2 separate regions of the Mus musculus genome follow, and region 1 is linked to region 2. The links are chromatin contacts, found by Hi-C or POLR2A ChIA-PET in ENCODE. All regions are on one chromosome and are shown on one strand. Each heading gives the region's core, a stretch centred on a gene start or an enhancer-like site at or near the end of the contact. The rest is flanking DNA. Distances are from core to core; before and after follow the strand shown.

Region 1 (3,613 bases), core at 457-2,956, 40 kb after region 2:
TGTGTTAGTGTGTGCACGTGTGAGTGTCTGTGTGTGTAAGTGTGTATATGAGAGAATGTGGGTGTGTGTATGCATATGGAGGCCAGGGGTTGACAATCCATGTCTTCCTCAATCACTCGTCACCTTATTTCCTTGAGGCAGAGTTTCTCACTGATCATGAACCTTGCTCCTGTCTCCAGTAACACTCTGCAGTGTTACAGTGCCTGGCTGTTTGTGTGAATTTGGACCCTCATGTTTGCGTGGCAAGCGCTTTGCATCTTAAGCCATGTCCCAGCTCCAGGTATAGTCTTGAAGACTACAGCCATATTTACACAGGTCTTCCTCTACACCATCTGCATGCTCTAGTTTGCTTTGCCCATTTGTCTTAGTCAGGGTTTCTATCATGACCAAGAAGCAAGTTGGGGAGGAAAGGGTTTATTCAGCTTACAATTTCACATTGCTGTTCATCACTAAAGGAAGTCAGGACTGGAACTCAAGCAAGTCAGAAAACAAGAGCTGATGCAGAGGCCATGGAGGGATTTTACTTAACTGGCTTGCTTCCCCTGACTTGCTCAGCTTGCTTTCTTATAGAACCCAGGACTACCAGCCCAGGGATAGCACCACCCACAATGGGCTGGGCTCTCCCACCCTTGATCACTGAGAAAATGCCTTACAGCTGGATCTCATGGAGGCATTTCCTCAAGGGAGGCTCCTTTCTCTTCGATAACTCCAGCTTGTGTCAAGTTGACACACAAAACCAGCCAGTGCACCATTGAAGCCCAGCCTCAGGAAAACCCATGGAATATACTAGCAGAGTCTGGTTTATGTACATGTGAAACACATGGCACCGTAGAGCCAGAGCCCAACCTGCCTCTCTGCTACCGTTTCTCCTCTAGCCTCCTGGCTGCCTTCCACTCTTGTCTCCTGTGTCACAGCTGAGTGCATCTATGATTTGAATGATGATCACATGAGCTACCGAGAGGACAGGCACGTGCAACAGGCACGTGCCACCATTTTTCTAAGGATGTTTGAAGACAGGCTGTGGAATGTTGTCTCCCTATTGTGGCAGCCATTACCACCTTCATCAGGGCAGCTGTGACTACTCTCAAGAGACCCTCAAGATTTGACCTGCTGACCTTTTTCTCATTGAAGGAGGGGCCGGGGAGGGTTATTAAACCCTTAGTTGAGATTTCATCCAGTCCCTCCTGTGTTCTTTCCTAGCTGTGTGTCATTCCAGCCTGGCTGCCCGAGGTCTTGGGAGGTGCTGGAGGTTACAGAGTGAGGGAGGGTAACTGAGAATCGGGGAGGGATGCCATCCATGCAGCTATGAGGAAGTCGTTATTCATGCCAGAGAGACTCCTACACTGCTGCGGTTTGGGGCTTACTCGTTCTCCTATAAGTGAGTTCAATAAGCCATGGGTTCACCACGGTGGACTCTGCAGGTATCACTCCTTTGCTCTGTTTCCACACTATCTTGGGGAGACATGTTTGTTTCCTTCAGGAAAATTAATGAAACACGAGGTATCAAGAGTGTGTCTGATCCTCAGAGACAGAGCAGCGTTCCACAGGAAGAGCCCTGTGGGGAATCTTGGAGGACGCTCTGGCCCCTGCCTGGCCTTTCTGCACTTGGTTCAGAATGACTCTGACATTCCTTGTCAAGCTTCTTGTATGTCATCTGCATTGTGACTGACCTCCTCGCTTCAAGTGCGAGTGTGAATGATAGTCCTAACTCAGGCTTCCTGCCAGATATAGAGACTGTCAGCTGAGGCTGTGTTCTGGCACCGACTCTCCACCCCTTTTGGATAAAGCTGGAGGATAAAAAGCTGGCTCTTTATGGACAGTAGCCAGTTGTCCAGACGCACTCAACCATATGACTACAGAAACATTTGAGGTTGTGTTCAAAACAAGGAGAGCTGTCGTGTTGTGGATCTGGGCACATGGTTTAGAGGCAGTGGACCCAATGGGTCTCAGTCACATGACACAAGCTCTCTGGTTATAGACCTGTCTATCCCTGCAACCCATTTTTAAGGGAGGGATGTAATTTCTACCACTGTTATTTCTGCTAGCTTAAGATCTCACAGAGCTGAAGTATATGGCCCCATGTCACTCAGGGGCTGCCTCTCGTTGTGTGTGGCTGATATGTGGCTATCAGTAAGGATGGTGTGGGGGTGTTCTAGGAGGACCAGGGGCTGGTGGAAGACAGAAGATACACATCACACAGCGATTCCTGTTTACTTCCATTTAAAAAAATAGTAGTGTTTGTGTGTATGCATGTGTGCGCGCATGTGTGGTCAGACATATGCCACAGCATGTGTAGAGGTCAGAGGACAACTTGTGAGAGTCAGTTCTCTCCTTCTACCATCTGGGTCTAAGGCGTGAACTCAGGTCATCGGACTTGGTGGCAGGCGGGTGCCTTTTCCTGCCATCTTGCTGGCCCCTGTTTACTTCCTTTTAACAAAATCATCCCTGTTTGAATAGTCCTAATTAATTCTTGCTTTTTTCCACACAGAGTTCAGTAAAAAGGAAACATTCATATAAAAATCCGGATTTTCCTCTTCCTGGGCTCAGCCATCCCAGTACTAATTGCTGGCCAGGAAGGGCCCAAAATAGCAAGGCTGCCAGTCCCTGCCTGGGCCCGGAGCCAGATCCCCAGAGAGAATGCAGGACGAAAGGGAGAGAATACTTGGGAACAGCCAAGCTCCTTCTAACGGCCTCGTCTGCGGAGTCAGGCATTGCCACCTGTCCCCAGTGCTTCTCTTTAATTACTGTGAGGCTGCTCTGTGACTGTCACCAAGGATGCTACCACTGCTGTTCTCAGCATAGTAGGGCCTGATGCAGGCTCAAGAAAGAGAGCCATTCCCAGGTAGATTTAGTCCTTTGTTGGCAAATCCCTATAGCATCCTTCCCCTGGGATACAGTACCAAGGCCTTCTGGCTCCATCTAGGCACACGAGAAGCCTGCATCTTTGGTGTCTGGCAGAAGATGCTGCCTGGGGTGGGGCGGGGAGGGCGGGGGTAGGAAGCAGCACTGGATGGATGGATGACATCAGCTGGAGCCCGTCCCCAGTGAGGATGCTGATGCTAGTTAATAACTAGCAGGACCCCAGTGGATGACACCATCTGCAGCTGAGCTGACGAATTAAGGTCTAAGCAGTGGGGGCTAGAGAGAACATTTTGGAAACAGGGCTGACAGGGATGCACACGTGAAGGGATTTTTTTTTTTAATTGCACTATTCTCAAAGGCATTCTGTTCCAGCCAACTCTGCCTGGCTGTCGGGTTGTGCTTTTGAGGACACAGCAGGGCAGACTGCTGTTGATGAGTCTGGGATTATGGAATCTCATTTCCACCTTAGCCTGAAACAGCAAAGCTGTATGAGTTCAGAAGAGGTTTCATAAACATTTCTGGACCTTGGGGATTTTTGTTTGTTTTATTTGTTTTTGTTTTTAATTATTTACAAAATGAAAGCAGCGGCATGTATCCATCAAGATTTTTGGATTAGCACAAGAGGAGATGGGTGAAACTGTCATTTCCTTTTGCTTAAAACAGCAAGGTTTCTGTCCTTAGGCAGAATGGGGGAGCAGTGTCTTAGTTGTAGGAGGGAGCAATGAGCTTGGGAGAAATAAATGTAGCTGGG
Region 2 (3,719 bases), core at 138-2,637:
GGTGGGAACAGGGCTCTGAGCTCCCATAATGCCCCGGGGGGGTGGGGGTAGGACAGGGCTCTGATCCCCCACAATGCCCTGGTGGGAACAAGGCTCTGTGCTCCCACAATGTCTTGTTGGGAGGAGGATATAGGGCTCTGAGCTCCCACAGTGCTGGGGGTGGGGGGTGGGGTGGGAGGGGAACGGGGCTGTGGGCTCTCACAAGGAGAAGATGCTTCAGTCCCATAGCTGCTTTTGGAGTCTGGCCACACCCTTAAGAGGTCAGCTGAGTTCTGCCCTAGCCCTGCTAGCCTCGCTAAGGCACGGGCAACCACCCCCACTCCCTCTGTTTATATGGATGTTGTGCGTTGGAGGAACGGGTGCTGTGCTACTTATGATTGAGGGACTTCCTTCTGCCTCCGTCAGCTTTAGAGACACTTTTTTCTTTCTGGTCCACAGGCCTAGGGCTTGTGTTTGTTTCTGACTGTCTTATAAGTACTTTTCACGTTTAAAATGTTCAGTGAGGGTAGGAGCCGGAGAGGGGCCATAGTGAGAGCTCACTTCAACATCAGAGACCCAGTTGTCTTAGAACTTTTCAAGACTGACACATACTCTGGGACCATGGAAAGTTGGCTCATTCCTGCTCATGGGATTAGGATGAGGATGGGGGCCTCGGAAAGCAACTAGAGAGAGGAAGGAAGAACAGGACCATCCACGGGAGGTCACCAAGGCTACAGGCACTGAGGTGGAGCCTTCCCTTGTTCGGATTCTTATGTCCTGAGTGAGTTTTGCAGTGCTCCCTGGTAACCACCTCCTCGGGAGCACTTCATGCTGTAACATATGTGTATATGTAAGATCTGCAGAACATAGACCATTTCCTATGCGGTTGATAACATGGCTAATATCTCACTGTCTGTCTTCACTGTAAGATCAAATGCAAACGGGGAGGGGGGTGAGGGAAGGGCTTGGGTAAGGGGGAGGGGTGGGACACTTTTCTGTTCCCAGCAACAGTGTTGGAACTCCTACAGAATGTGAGCCTGCTCCTGAGGTTAACAACCTTGTCTCCTGGTTGCTGGGTCACGCGGTGTTTCCTCTTAACCAGAGTGCAAGTGTTTGGAGCTCATCATTCAAAGCAAAGTTAATCCCCGAGGACAGGAGCCTGGCTGAGAGCCCAGAGCCTGTTGATTGGAGCTCCGGAATGCTGGGTAGGAGGGCCAGTCTAGAGGGAGGAGCTGCTCATTCAGTGTGGTCTTCACACACTTCTGCATCTAGTTTTGATGACACCAGGTGAAGAACCCGAGAAGATAGAAGCTGGGAGTGGGGGTGGGGGGCAAGTCTCCCCTCTCCCCAAGGTGTGTCCACCTAGGACCTCAGAGGCCACTCCACTTGGAAAAAGGTTCTTTATAGATACTGTCAGTCAACACCAAGTCATGATGAGTTAAGCTGGACCCAAGCCAGAGGTCAGTGTCCTCATAAAGAAAGAGCACTCGGAGACAGAAGACTGGGAACAGGGGCAAGAGGCTGAGTGTCCATGGAGACAGCAGTTGCCCAGGAACAGCACAGGGCTGCTGGCCATCTCTGGGGGCTGAGAAATGAGGAGGAAGGGAACTGAGCCTGCTGGTGCTCTGAGGTGTGGCTGCTTTCTCTTCATAGAGAATTTCTTTCTGATTAGCGTGGTCACTTTGCTTCCTGCAAAGCTTCCTTGCTACTTTTCGATCTGCTCAAGGTTTTATTTCATTCTCAAACAAGAGGCCAACTACCTAGAAACACCCGGTACAAACTGACCAGGTGTCCTTTCAAAATGAAAAAAAAGAAAGAAAGAAAGAAAGAAAGAAAGAAAGAAAGACCTATCAATATTCCAAATTGAAGCACAATTTATACACACTAGATAACAGAAACATCCAAATCTTAAGTGAGGTTTTTGTTGTTATTGTTGTTGTTATTGTTATTGTTTTCTTTTTGTTTGTTTGTTTGTTTTCTGTTCTGGGCCTAGGACCCAGTGTGTCTACACCCACCTTCAGTAAACACTCCACCACTGAGCTACATCTTCAGACCTCTTTTTACTCCTTTTCAGAGAGAGAATCTCATTCGCTCACCCAGGTTTGCCTAGAGCTCACTATGTGGTGGATCCAAAATGGCACCTGACCTAACACTACTCCCTAAAATTCCCCAGCTCTCCAGCAAACCACTTTCTTCTGGTTCGTAAAGGTTTTACAGCCTTTCAAACATATTGCCACCATCTGGGGACCAAGTGTTCAAAGGCACAAGCCTTTAGGGGACACTTTACACTCAAAGCATAACACCTGTATATTTCTGTTCAAGTCAGAGCCTGTGTCCACCAGGGCTTACAGTGAAGGACACGAGACTAGCGCTCATCGTGGAAGCTGTGGAATGACAGGGAAATGTGTTCTCTATGACCACTGTCTGCTGCAGTGGAAAGAGGTTAGAGTGAAGACAGGTAGGGGAAGAGAGATACCTCAGGGAGAACCTGGCAGAGCATTTGTGCTCAGTGCTGTCTCTGTACCACTTTGAGGCCCAGCCTCATCCCACACAGGTGGAGGTCATTGCAGGACCTAATGTATCTAACACCTTGCCCTGCTTGCAGATCCTGCAAACAGAAAGGAGTTGGGACGGCCCTACCAGGCTTCTGGGAGATTCTAGCCTGGGTCCACTTCTGCATCTGCACTTTTAAGAAAACAAGGGTTGTTTTGTTTTGTTTTGTTTTGTTTTGTTTTGTTTTGTTTTTACTGCAGCTCAGTAACAACCAGGAGGTCTTGATCCTGCTTCTGCAATTTGCACTTGAGTTCTGTCTGTAAAATGGGATAATCTAACCTGTGAGCACTGGATACACCGCTGCCAGGACGCTCTGTGGTCAAAGGGGAGCCATGTGAGAAAGCATGAGACGAGATTAAGTTGTGTGACAGTTTCTACTCAGTCATTTTGGTGATGAGTCTAGCTGCAGATACCATCCAGGATTGTTGGCCAGCACAATAGGACAAAGCCTATGTCCTCCTGGGTTTGACAAAGTTGAATCCACAAAGCTGAACATCTGGGCACACAGTGGCTTGTGTCTGGGGGAAGGGTCTCTGTTGGCTTCTCATGGCTGTGTGCTGCTATGTCTGGCAGAGACAACCTGGTAGTCGTGTATGGCGAATACACTGGACGAAAGACAACCATGCAGAGAGCTGCTGTGGCAGCAGGGGAATGTCAGGAGGAGGCATGGCAGCGAGTGGCTTACTGCACTGTGTAAAGACGGAAATGAACCCAACACAAAAGGCAGGAAGAGACGCAGAGAAGAACACAGACAGAGAGACAGGGAACAAGGAAGAGAGACACATGAAGAGAGATCAAGAAACACACAGAGGCAGGTGGCAGGGGCAGGAAGTATTGTCACACTGGAAAACAACATCTACAGACAGTGGACAAAGATGACAGAGTTAGCCAGCAGTGACTGAGTCCAGCCTGTCACGTTTCAGATAAGGAAACCGAGGCTGGTGACTGAGCCTGATCTATTTATAGCTTGTGTCATAGCTCATGAGAACTGTGGCTTGCTTTGGAATCCAGTTCTGAATCTTGGAGGCAAAGACACATCAGTTTGTGAGAAAAAAAAATTATAATTTGCCTGCAAGTGTTTATTGTCTGTTAGGATCAGAGAATTCACAGGCTATATTTGTTTTTATTGTGTATGTTTTCTGGTAGGATGGAGTCTATTGATCTATGCCCATGTGACTAAAGATGGA

What was found. A loop is a pair of places that touch in the nucleus more often than their neighbours do. ChIA-PET counts read pairs that join two places held with the same protein, here RNA polymerase II (POLR2A).
Region 1: a map of heart shows a loop between it and region 2 (3-fold over the local background). The contact joins two enhancer-like sites. A Hi-C loop is called at or near these places in 7 of 37 maps with a recorded cell type or tissue (adrenal gland, gastrocnemius and heart). POLR2A ChIA-PET finds 5 or more read pairs at or near these places in 2 of 5 experiments (Patski and embryonic stem cell).

What each region holds. Positions count from the first base shown.
Region 1 is chr8:125,387,670-125,391,282 of GRCm38, forward strand. It overlaps Gm30713 (a long non-coding RNA gene), which reads left to right. Exons shown (of 5, transcript XR_879356.2): 4 at 142-280; 5 at 876-1,173. Among named protein-coding and RNA genes, the nearest start is that of Gm30713, 3.6 kb to the left of the region's middle. Within about 2 kb of position 1,707, at least 1 of the 3 ENCODE cell types and tissues checked has a DNase peak (open chromatin) inside an H3K27ac peak, as active enhancers do; it is heart, where a contact is called at or near this core.
Region 2 is chr8:125,348,389-125,352,107 of GRCm38, forward strand. No RefSeq gene overlaps it. Among named protein-coding and RNA genes, the nearest start is that of Gm30713, 36 kb to the right of the region's middle. Within about 2 kb of position 1,388, at least 1 of the 3 ENCODE cell types and tissues checked has a DNase peak (open chromatin) inside an H3K27ac peak, as active enhancers do; it is heart, where a contact is called at or near this core.